Regions from separate parts of the Homo sapiens genome. Here region 2 is linked to region 1. A link is an interaction called in ENCODE POLR2A ChIA-PET data of the cell type or tissue named here. Cell type or tissue: GM12878. All regions are shown on one strand. Each heading gives the region's core, and the rest is flanking DNA. Links, peaks and the distances in the headings are about the cores only. Region 1 overlaps CDK12 (cyclin dependent kinase 12). Region 2 overlaps FBXL20 (F-box and leucine rich repeat protein 20).

Region 1 (8,790 bases), core at 1,890-5,889:
GTACTCTAAATATTATGAATAAAAAAGACATAATGAGATAAACATTCATAGTATATCTGGATTTGGGAATTTTCTGTTGTTCTAAAAACATAGCTGGGTATCTGAGGGCATAGATGAATGACCTGAGTCTCCAAGAAAGGCTTTTGTCCATTAAAATAAAATTAAAAAATACTTTGGGACCAAACTTCTACGATCTTACTGGTGTGGGTTATAGAAGAAACATGAGAGATTTAGTTCAAAAGGAAGGGAGAAAACTATCATGAAAGACAGATTCCTCCAAAAACTCACTTTGGTCTCTTTTTATATGGTTGCTGAGGTGGTGTGATTGCCTTTGGTTCTGGAGAGTCTGGGGGAGACAGATCTCCACCAGGGAGCTCTGGAGGGAGAGGAAGGTCTGTGAGTAAGTGACGTGTCCTCTGTTCCTTCTCTTTCTTCACAGGTTTTGAAGGAAGAGTTTCTTTTGGACTAAACAATAAATGAGAAGAGATGACAAAATTACAATTAAAGATACGCAAATAAAAATTTTCAAAGATCATAATGCCTGGTTACGAAAAGGTTAGAAAGATCTAATTTTTAAGGAAAAAAACCTGTACTATAACATAAAAAAAAATAATTAATCACAACTAAAGATACTTAATTTTTTTCTTTTTTTTTTGAGACAGAGTATCACTCTGTCGCCCAGGCTAGAATGCAGTGGCGTGATCTTGGCTCACTACAACCTCTGCCTCCTGGGTTCAAGTGATTCTCCTACCTCAGCTTCCCAAGTAGCTGGGATTACAGGCGTGTGCCACCATGCCAGACTAATTTTTGTATTTTTAGTAGAGATGGGGTTTCACCATGTTTGCCAGGCTGGTCTTGAACTCCTGGTCTCAAATGATCCACGTGCCTCGGCCTCCCAAAATGCTGGGATTACAGGCGTGAGCCACCATGCCTGGCTGAGATAAATTTTATAAATAGAAATCTATAGTATATTTTAAAAACAATGAAATATTTGTGATATTACTTGCAGTTCCCTTTATCAAACTCTTAATATATCGTTCCTAAGATTTTATTTGGAGTTTTATTGAGATGAAATAAAATTCACCTGGGCATGGTGGCTCACCCCTGTGATCCCAGCACTTTGGGAGGCTGAGGCAAGAGGATTGCTTGAGGCCAGGAGTTTGAGACCACCCTGGAAAACACAGTGAGACTCCATCACTACAAAAAATTAAAAAAAAAAAAAAAAAATTAGGCCAGGCACGGTGGCTCAAGCCTGTAATCCCAGCACTTTGGGAGGCTGAGGCGGGCAGATCACGAGATCAAAAGTTCGAGACCAGCCTGGCCAACATAGGGAAACCCCATCTCTACTAAAACTACAAAAAATTAGCCGGGCATGGTAGCAGCTGCCTGTAATCCCAGCTACTCAGGAGGCTGAGGCAGGAGAATTGCTTGAATCGTTCCAGTGAGCCAAGATCGTGCCACTGCACTCCAGCCCAGGCAACAGTATGAAACTCCGTCTCAAAAAAAAAAAAAAAATTAGAACAGGCACAGTACTCATGCCTGTAATCCCAGCACTTTGGGAGGCTGAGGTGGGCAGATCACTTGAGGTCAAGAGTTGAAGATCAGCCTGGCCAGCCTGGTGAAACCCTGTCTCTACTAAAAATATAGAAACTGGCCAGGCACGGTGGCTCACGCCTGTAATCTTAGCACTTTGGGAGGCCAAGGTGGGCAGACTGCCTGAACTCAGGAGTTCGAGACCAGCCTGGGCAATACAGTGAAACCCCATCTCTATTAAAATACAAAATTTAGCTGGGTGCACCTGTACTCCCAGCTACTCAGGAGGCTGAGGCAGGAGAACTGCTTGAACCCCAGGGGTGGAGGTTGCAGTGAGCTGAGATCGCGCCACTGCACTCCAGCCGGAGAGACAGAGTGAGACTCCATCTCGAAAAAAAAAAAAAAAAAATTAACTGGGTGTGGTGGTGTAATTCCAGCTACTCGAGAGGCTGAGGCAGGAGAATTGCTTGAGCCTAGGAGGAGGAGGTTGCAGTGAGCTGAGATCGCACGACTGCACTCCAGCCTGGGTGACAAGACTCTGTCTCAAAAATAATTAGCTGGACATGGTGGTATAAGTGTGTGTTTCCAGCTACTTGGGGGCAGATGGCAACCGGCAGTCCTGGGGTGGGAGCATCATTTGAGCCCAGGAAGTCAAAGCTACAGTGAGCCATCACCATGCCATTGCACTCCACCCTGGGCAACAAAGGGCAGCTCTGTCTCGAAAAATAAAAAATTTAAAAATAGAAATAAAATGCAGGAAGTAATTTTCTTAAATTCACAAAGTATCACTGCAACTCGTGGAGTTCATCGAATTTACTCTACATTTTAGCAAAGATTTAACAAACAAGAAGAGCTCAACAATTTAATACTACTCTATCGCTAAAGAGGTGCAAAAATCTTGGAAAAAAGAAATAGTATTTTAGAATGCTTTCCCTGTAAAAAATATAAATTGCCGAAGATATTTACAAAAAAATAGAAATATAGCTAAGTTGTAAGTCAAAACTAATAAAAAATATACTGAATCATTCCGTTCACTTCAAAGCAGAAGGCAAACCTGACCAGCCAAAATAGACAATCATCAAACTAAAAATCTAAAGAAAAAGGGTCCAAGCAACTATTTCAGAATTATTAAGGCACCTGGTGGCAGAAGCCTCTCCCAGTAATCAGTAAATTATAGTAGTCAGTGGGGTTTTGTAGAAAGATAGGTTTCCAGGAATAGATCAGAAAAGTCAGTTTTCAATCTTTTTTTTTTTTTGAGACAGGGACTCACTTTGTTGCCCAGGCTGGAATGCAATGACACAATCATGGCTCACTGCAGCCTCAATTTCCCGGGCTCAAGCAACACTTTCACCTTAGCCTCCTAAGAAGCTGGGACCACGGCACACACCAACACACCCAGCTAATTCTTGAAATTTTTTGTAGAGACAAGGTCTTGCCATATTGCCCAGGCTAGTCACAAAATCCTGGACCTCCCCAAGTGATGCTCTTGCCTCGCCTCCTACCACGTATGGCCCAGATACAATTTTTTGCCTATCTCAATTTATTAATAAGTGGTAGAGAAATTTTGTGCCAAGAGCCAGGTGTGGTGGCTCATGCCCGTAATACCAACACTTTGGGAGGCCAAGGCAGGCGGATCAGTTGAGCCCAGGAGTTCAAGACCAACCTGGCCAACATGGTGAAACCTCATCTCTATTAAATAAAGATACAAAAATTAGCTGGGCATGGTGGCATGTGCCTGTAGTTCCAGCTACTTGTGAGGCATGAGAATTGCTTGAACTGGGGAGGTCAAGGTTGCAGTAAGCCGAGATCGTGCCACTGCACTCCAGCCTGGGTGACAGGGCAAGACTTTATCTCAAAAAAAAAAAAAAAAAAAAAAAAAAATTGTGTCATGCACATCCTCAGAAAAAATAAGACATCTATAGTACAACAGACTAACTCATGTCTACAAATAAAATCAGGCCAGATAGGTCTTCTCTATTCCTTCACAGTATCAGATGGTTGAAAAAGATCTGAGAACCTTAACCACAGGCAATCTTCTCTATTTTTATGACAGGTAGTTATAAAGGAAAATATTGGTGCTTTGCATGAATATTTCCTAGACCACAAAGATCTATCTCTTGCAATGTATCTTTTTAAAGAATACTGTTAACCCTTGTGTGTGAATTTTCCATAAAAGAATGTCATTTACTCAAAATATAAGAACATAAATCTCAACAGCTATTGACTCCTGCCAATTTTTATCGTTTTAATCCCTTGTAAATCAGACAGAACAATACAATATAGGTTAGTTTGTACCACATCAACCAGAACTGGGATAGTCAGTGGAGTAGATAATGATCATCTGAAACTTTCTGTTGAAATACTGGGAGAGATGAACATGCAACATTATTATAATCTGCACTCAGATTTTTCCATCCTAGAAACAAAACTTATTATCAGAAAACTCTTTGAGTCACAATGTAATATAGATTCTTTTTTTTTGAGACGGAGTCTCCCTCTATTGCCCAGGTTGGAGTACAGTGGTGCAATCTTGGCTCACTGCAACCTCTGCCTCCTGGGTTCAAGTGATTCTGCTACCTCAGCCTCCCAAGTAGCTGGGACTACAGGCGTGTGCCACTACGCCCGGCTAGTTTTTTGTATTTTTAGTAGAGATGGGGTTTCACCATATTGGCCAGGCTGGACTCGAACTCCTGACCTCATGATCTGCCCACCTCAGCCTCCCAAAGTGCTGGGATTACAGACATGAGCCACCGCACCCCACCAACATAGATTTTTTAAATTATTCTAATTTTTAAGATGTTCAGCGAAAAAAAACTTGTAATTTCTCAACCACTGTCGGAATATTCTTTACAAATCTCAATTCCTCATTATTCAAAACAGATTTCTTCTTGGTTTGGCTTCACTAGAAGAACAAGAAAAATCAGGCTGAGCATGGTGACTCATGCCTGTAATCCCACTACTTTGGGAGCCAAGGCAGGAAGATTGCTTGAGCCCAGGAGTTCAAGACCAGCCTGAGCAACATAGTGAGACCTTATCTCTAAAAAAAATAAACAAAGTTAGCTGGGAGTGGTGGCATGCACTTCTGGTCCCAGCTACTATCGAGGCTGAAGCGAGAGGATCACTTGAGCCAGGGAAGGAGGCCAAGGTTGCAGTGAGCCATGATTGTGCCACTGCACTCCAGTCTAAGTGACAGAGCAAGATTCTGTTTCACAGAAAAAAAAAAAAAAAAAAAAAAGAGGCAGGGTGCAGTGGCTCATGTCTGTAATCCCAGCACTTTGGGAGGCCAAGCGGGCGGATCACCTGAAGTCAGGAGTTCAAGACCAGCCTAGCCAACATGGTGAAACCGCATCTCTACTAAAAGTACAAAAATTAGCTGGGCATGGTGGTGCACTCCCAAAATCCCAGCTACTTGGGAACCTGAGGAAGGAGAATCGCTTCAACCCAGGAGGCAGAGGTTGCAGTGAGCCAAGATCACCCCACTGCACTCCAGCCTGGGCGACAGAGCAAGACTCTGTCTCAAAAAAAAAAAAAGAAAAAGAAAAAAGAAAAATTAAGGTATTTTAATTGTGTCATCATCATTTCAAATAAATTCAGTCTATGGTTTTTTGTCTGTTTGGAGACAGGATCTTGCTGTGTCACCCAAGCTGGACTGTAGTGGTGCAATCATAGCTGACTGCAGCCTCGAGGCTCAAGTGATCTACCCACTACAACATTCCAAGCAGCTGAGACTACAGGTGCATACCACCACAGCTGCTTTTTTTTTTTTTAAGAGACAGGGGCCAGGCACAGTGGCTCATGCCTATAATCCCAGCACTTTAGGGGGCCGAGGCCGGGGATCATGAGGTCAGGAGATCAAGACCATCCTGGCAAACATTGTGAAACCCTGTCTCTACCAAAATACAAAAAAAATTAGCCAGGCGTGGTGGCACCCGCCTGTTAGTCCCAGCTACTCAGGAGGCTGAGGCAGGGGAATCACCTGAACCCGGGAGGTGGAGATTAGTGAGCTGAGATTGAGCCACTGCACTCCAGCCTGGCGACAGAGTGAGACTCTGTTTCCCAAAAAAAAAAAAAAAAAAAAAAGGGGGGGGATGCCTAAGCTCTGGTCTCAAACTCCCACCTGAAGCAATCCTCCAGCTTGGCCTCCTAAAGTGCTGGGATCACAGGCATCAGCCACCATGCCCAGCCAATCTGTGTTTCATATTTTTGTTTTCTCCAATGTTTACTTTATGAGCTCAAATAAAGTACTAATACAGATTAGGTACTCTCTTATCCACAATGCCTCAAACCAGAGTGTCTGAACTTTTTTTTTTTTTTTTTTTGAGACAGAGTCTCGCCCTGTCGCCCAGGCTGGACTGCAGTGGCGCGATCTCAGCTCACTGCAAGCTCCGCCTCCTGGGTTCACGCCATTCTCCTGCCTCAGCCTCCCGAGTAGCTGGGACCACAGGCACCCACCATCACGCCTGGCTAATTTTTTGTATTTTTAGTAGAGACGGGGTTTCACCATGTTAGCCAGGATGGTCTCGATCTCCTGACCTCGTGATCCGCCCGCCTCGGCCTCCCAAAGTTCTGGGATTACAGGCGTGAGCCACCGCACCCGGCCTGAGTGTTTCAAATTTTTAAAATTTTTAGATTTTGGATTATTTGCATTATACTGGATGAGCATATTCAATGCAAAAATCTGAATACTGAAATGCTCCAATGAGCATTTCCTTTGAGTATCATGTCAGCGCTAAAAATGTTCCTGATTTTGGAGGATTTCTAGATTTTTGGATTAGGGATATTGAACATGTATGAAAAATGTATACTGCTTCTAAAATATTACATTTTTAGCATGTTTATTTCAAGACAGAATGAGTATTTGATAGGTTATGTCCTACCAGTTCAGGATATACAATTTGAATAGAGGTCAAATCCTGTTTCAGTAAATTCCAATGTACTAAAAACCTTGAAAATTTAATGACAGCCTCAAAACTACAATGCTTAACATTATCACCTTTAGCATAGGACACTCAGTATTATAAAGGGTTGCGGACATGTGGTACATGCAAAGTGAGTCTATCATAGGGGAGCAGATACTATACATCACAGTCATTACTTGAAAAGTCACTACCAGGAAGCGCTGATGTACCCTAACTATATCAGTATTTCCTAGTTCCCCATTTATACCTATACACAAATTCACATGTGGTAATTAGGTTTCATAATACATGTGTAATTTAAAAACCTACCAAGCTCTAGGACTGCCAAACTTTTAGAATATGAATAGTATTTTGGAATCTGAACTGAATCTGTGGGTGTAATGGAAACACTTCTAATAAAAATACTGTTAATAAAAAAAGAATATAGACCAGGAATGGTGACTACGGCCTGTAGTCCCAGCTCTTTGGAATGCCGAGGTAGGCATATCACTTAAGGCCAGGAGTTTGAGACCAGCATGGCCAACATGGTGAAACCCTGTCTCTTCTAAAAATACAAAAACTTAGCCAAGTGTGGTAGCTCATGCCTGTAATCCCAGCCACTTGGGAAGTTGAGGCATGAGAATCACTTGAACCTGGAGGCAGCAGTTGCAGTGAGCCAAGATCATGCCACTGCACTCCAGCCTGGGCAACAGAGCAAGATCCTGTCTCAAACAAAAAAAAAAGAAAAAATATAAAATTTATAAATATTTACGCCAGGGGTGGTGGCTCACGCCTGTACTCTCAGCACTTTGGGAGGCCAAGGTAGGCGGATCATGAGAGTAAGAATCCGCCTCAAAAAATAAATAAATAAATAAATAAATAAATAAATAAATAAATAAATTGTAACTGTTTAAAAAACACTAAATTTTTCAATGAGATAATTTGCCCATTTTAACAGCGTAAACTACTTTAAATATAATCCTTTATCTCCTTCCCCTTGAAGTTGGTTGTTTAAAACATGATTTCAGACCAGGCACGGTGGCTCATGCCTGTAATCCTAGCACTTTAGAAGGCCAAGGAAGGTGTATTCCTTGTGTCTAGGAGTTCTACTACCCTGGACAACACAGTCAAACTCCATCTCTACAAAAAAGTACAAAAATTAGCCAGGCATGATGGCACGTGCCTGTAGTCCAAGCTACTTGAGAGGCTGAGGTGGAAAGATCGCTCCAGCCTAGCAGGTAGAGGATACTGTGAGCTGTGCACAGGCCACTGAACTCCAGCATGGGCGACAAAGGGAAAACTTGTCTCTTAAAAAAAAAAAAGAAAAGAAACAGTGATTTCACCACTATTTACAAACTTTTATCAAAAATTTAGTTGAGCCAGGGCGAGGTGGCTCACGCCTGTAATGCCAGCACTTTGGGAGGCCAAGGCGGGTGGATCACTTGAGGACAGGAGTTCGAGACCAGCCTGACCAACATGGTGAAACCCCGTCTCTACGAAAAATACAAAAATTAGCCAGGCGTGGTGGCACAAGCCTGTAACCCCAGCTATTCAGGAGACTGAGGCAGCAGAATCACTTAAATCCAGGAGGCGAAGGTTGCAGTGAGCCGAGATCATGCCACTGTACTCCAGCCTAGAGGACAGAGTGAGACTCCGTTTCAAAAAAAAAAAAAAAAAAAAATTTAGTTGAGGCAGGCATAGTGGCTCTCACCTGTAATCCCAGCACTTTGAAAGGCTGAGGCAGGTGGATTGTTTGAGGCCAGGAGTTAGATAACAGCCTAGCCAATATGGCATAACCCCTCTCTACTAAAAATACAAAGATCAGCCAAGCATGGTGGCACATGCCTGTAATCCCAGCTGCTTGGGAGGCTAAGGCACAAGAATTGTTTGAACCTGGGAGGCGTAGGTTGCAGTGAGCTGAGTTCATACCACAGCACTCCAGCCTGGGTGACAGAGAGACACTCTGCCTCAAAAAAAAAAAAAAAAAAAAATGTAGTTGATTGTTCACTTTGGCAGCACATACACTAAAACCGTAACAATACAGAAAAGATTATCATGGCCCCTGCACAAAGATGACACAAATTCGTGAAGTGTTCCCTAAAAAAAAAAGTTTAGTTAAGTACATAAAAAATGGAAACCAAGCATCCCATTCTACTAGGAAAATCCTGGTTCATTTGGAGTTTACTGAACTTATAGAGATACAGCCTTTAAAAATAATGTAGACTCCCCTGAAGTTCAGTACGCTCCAAATGAACAAGGCTATTAGAAAAACAGAGCAAGGCCAGGTGCGGTAGCTCAGGCCTGTAATCCTAGCACTCTGAGAGGCCGAGGCGGGTGGATCACCTGAGGTCAGGAGTTC
Region 2 (4,000 bases), core at 1-4,000, 150 kb after region 1:
CTTACATACAACTGAGTTTTTGCTTACACATTCTTTAATTTCTTTTAATTTCTGTTCCAACGGTGTTTCACCATGTTAGCCAGGATGGTCTCAATCTTGTGACCTCAGGATCCACCCTCCTCAGCCTCCCAAAGTGCTGGGATTACAGGCATGAGCCACTGTGCCCAGCCCTCAAAGATTCCTTCTGAGGATGACGTTGATAACTGTAAAAATGACATTAAGTGATAAAGATTGCTTGAGTCTGCACTGTGCCCTTTTAGTTATAACATGCGGTTTCAGAATAAGGACTGTTATTACCTATAAGAATATGAAATTTTTTTAAAGGATTCAGGTAAAAAAGAATATGAAATTTTTTTCTCATTTTTTCAACTCTTCTGGTGTTGGGTCATAATTGTGATGTGATATATCCTCTGTAAGTGGGTAAGAGGTGAACTTTATGAACTGAAATGGCAAGCATGGATTAGCTGAATTTTTTTTTCGAATTTTTTTTTTTTTAATTTTTTTAGTATTTATTGATCATTCTTGGGTGTTTCTCGGAGAGGGGGATTTGGCAAGGTCATAGGACAATAGTGGAGGGAAGGTCAGCAGATAAACATGTGAACAAAGGTCTCTGGTTTTCCTAGGCAGTGGGCCCTGCTGCCTTCCGCAGTGTTTGTGTCCCTGGGTACTTGAGATTAGGGAGTGGTGATGACTCTTAACAAGCATGCTGCCTTCAAGCATCTGTTTAACAAAGCACATCTTGCACCACCCTTAATCCATTTAACCCTTAGTGGACACAGCACATGTTTCAGAGAGCACGGGGTTGGGGGTAAGGTTATAGATTAACAACATCCCAAGGCAGAAGAATTTTTCTTAGTACAGAACAAAATGGAGTCTCCTATGTCTACTTCTTTCTACACAGACACAGCAACAATCTGATCTCTCTTTCTTTTCCCCACATTTCCCCCTTTTCTGTTCGACCAAACTGCCATCGTCATCGTGGCCCGTTCTCAATGAGCTGTTGGGTATACCTCCCAGACGGGGTGGCGGCTGGGCAGAGGGGCTCCTCACTTCCCAGACGGGGTGGCTGCCGGGCGGAGGGGCTCCTCACTTCTCAGACGGGGCAGCCGGTCAGAGACGCTCCTCACCTCCCAGACGGGGTGGCGGCGGGGCAGAGACACTCCTCAGTTCCCAGACGGGGTCGCGGCCGGGCAGAGGCACTCTTCACATCTCAGACGGGGCGGCGGGGCAGAGGCGCTCCCCACATCCCAGATGATGGGCGGCCGGGCAGAGACGCTCCTCACTTCCTAGACGGGATGACGGCCGGGAAGAGGCGCTCCACACTTCCCAGACTGGGCAGCCGGGCAGAGGGTCTCCTCACATCCCAGACGATGGGTGGCCAGGCAGAGACGCTCCTCACTTCCTAGATGGGGTGGCGGCCGGGCAGAGGCTGCAATCTCGGCACTTTGGGAAGCCAAGGCAGGCGGCTGGGAGGTGGAGGTTGTAGCGAGCCGAGATCACGCCACTGCGCTCCAGCCTGGGCAACATTGAGCACTGAATGAGCGACACTCTGTCTGCAGTCCCGGCACCTCGGGAGGCCGAGGCTGGCAGATCACTCGCGGTCAGGAGCTGGAGACCAGCCCGGCCAACACGGGGAAACCCCGTCTCCACCAAAAAATACGAAAACCAGTCAGGCGTGGCGGCGCGCGCCTGCAATCCCAGGCACTCGGCAGGCTGAGGCAGGAGAATCAGGCAGGGAGGTTGCAGTGAGTCGAGATGGCGGCAGTACAGTCCAGCCTCGGCTGGGCATCAGAGGGAGACCGTGCAAAGAGGGAGACGGAGAGGGAGGAGGGAGAGGGAGAGGGAGAGCTGAATTTTTTTCCTTCTAAAATAGTAGAGAGCCAGGTGTGACTCAGGCCTATAATCTGAGCTACTTGGGAGGCTGAGGCAGGCGGATTGCTTCAGGCCAGGAGTTAGAGACCAGCCTGGGTAACATGGCTAGGCACTATCTCTTAAAAAAGAAAAAGGAAAAAGGCAGCAATTCATACTGTGTTGGGGTCCCCTAGATCCATCCACAGGTATGGTGATGTGCAGGAGGATCCACAGGACTCATCATGTAGTCATACACACAACTATGGTTTATTATAAGAAAGGATACAGCTGGGCACGGTGGCTCATGCCTGGAATCCCACCACTTTGGGAGGCCAAGGTGGGCAGATCATGAGGTCAGGAGATCGGGACCATTCTGGCTAACACGGTGAAACCCCATCTGTACTAAAAATACAAAACATTAGCCAGGCCTGGTGGCGGGCACCTGTAGTCCCAGCTACTTGGGAGGCTGAGGCAGGCGAATGGCGTGAACCCAGGAGGCGGAGCTTGCAGTGAGCCGAGATCACGTCACTGCACTCCAGCCTGGGCACAGAGCGAGACTCTGTCTTAAAAAAAAAAAAAAAAAAAAAAAAGATACAAAGAAAAATCAGCAAAGGGGAAAGGTGCACAGGTAAAATGTGTAGGAAACTAGAAGTAAGCTTCCGAGGGTCCTTTCCCAGTGGAACCACACAGGGTGCACTTAATTCCTCCAGGAGCAAGTTGTGACGACACATGTGAAATATTGTCCATTAGAGAAGTTCATCAGTGAATGGTAGGAACCCTTCCAAAATCCAGCGGCTTAGGTGCCATTCAGGGGCTAACCTTGCAAGCAGGCATTTCTAAAGATAGCATTCTTAGGCCTGCTCTGTTAACTCTTTTCTGCACATGTGCAATCTCATATTCATTTCAGAGAAGCTCGCACACAATGTTTTATATTTCTTGTAGCCTCTCCTTCGGTTTAAATTCTAGGAGTTGAAGGTGTGGAAAAATACAAGTCTGTGTTTTCCTTCCTTTGAAAAGCATTAATAGTTAAGAACATGGACTCTACAATCTGACTTCCTGGATTCTGTCATACACTTGCTGTTAATTGAGGACACAATGCTCGGCACATAGTAAATGCTATAAAATTGTTAGGCATGTATTGTTACATTGGTTCTACTTTTTACTCATAGACCATAAAGTGAGTTTATGCTGTTTATAAATTACCCAGTCTGAGGTATTTTGTTGTAGCAGGCCAAATGGATTAAATATAAAAGTATAAAATACAAAAACTGGTAATAGAAATATTCAAACCATTACAGTGCAGGGCTGTTTAGTTAATGAAGAGACAAACAGATTTAGTCATTTAGGAGAGTTTCTCTATGTGGGATGACAACCGATGTTCTTTATGAGGGACATTAGATGTATAGAAATAATTAAATTACCTTTCCTTAAACTTTAATGTGGATACAAACATTTGTTGAGTGCCTACAGTGTTCCAGGCATTATGCTGAAGATAGAAATAAACAATCACTGTCCTCAAGGAGCTCACAGGGCAGTAGAGAGAACAGGCATGGAAATAATCAATATAGAGCTAGAAAAGAGGTTTTGCCTAGGGCATTATAGCAATCTCACATGTAGGGCTTTAAACCTAGCATGGAGAGTTCAGAAAATGCTTCCCCAGAAATGAGACAAATGAGCTGTGACTTAAAGAGTAGTAGCCTGTATCTACAAAAAAATACAAAAATTAGGCTGAGCATGATACCTCCCACCTGTAATCCCAGCACTCTGGGAGGCCGAGGCGGGCAGAAAATCTGAGTCCAGGAGTTCGAGACCAGCCTGACTAACATGGTAAAACCCCATCTCTACTAAAAATACAAAAATTAGCCGGGCATGATGGCACACACCTGTAATCCCAGCTACTTGGGAGGCTGAGGCAGAAGAATCGCTTGAACCCCGGAGGTGGAGGCTGTAAAAAAATCATGCCACTGTACTCTAGCCTGGGCGCAGAGCGAGACTCTGTCTTAACAAAACAAAACGAAAATAAAAATTAGCCAGGTGTGGTGGCACATGCGTGTAGTCCCATGAGAGAGATTGTTGTGTTGAGTCCTTTTTGTGGGCAGAGGAAAAGGACTTTGATTCAGGTATGCTACAAGATTTGAGGCCCAAGCTC

The links. Peaks named below come from ENCODE experiments on the same cell type or tissue, not always from the same donor. Only the 100,000 strongest peaks of a DNase experiment are listed, where the experiment ranks them.
Region 2: POLR2A ChIA-PET joins it to region 1 with 8 read pairs; 3 of 35 experiments call an interaction of 5 or more read pairs at or near these places.

Annotation. Positions count from the first base shown.
Region 1 is chr17:39,482,232-39,491,021 of GRCh38, reverse strand. CDK12 (cyclin dependent kinase 12) reads right to left here. Exons shown (of 14, transcript NM_016507.4): 3 at 289-465. It overlaps LOC124904107 (U6 spliceosomal RNA), which reads left to right and starts at 8,434; the gene lies at 8,434-8,536. In GM12878, for the core only: no CTCF peak of the experiment used is centred there; a DNase peak (open chromatin) is centred at 3,581; H3K4me3 peaks cover 897 bases; H3K27ac peaks cover 2,173 bases.
Region 2 is chr17:39,330,978-39,334,977 of GRCh38, reverse strand. The region is part of intron 2 of FBXL20 (F-box and leucine rich repeat protein 20); the gene reads left to right. Among named protein-coding and RNA genes, the nearest start is that of MIR548BC, 36 kb to the right of the region's middle. RefSeq lists an enhancer at 1,396-1,906. In GM12878, for the core only: no CTCF peak of the experiment used is centred there; no DNase peak of the experiment used is centred there.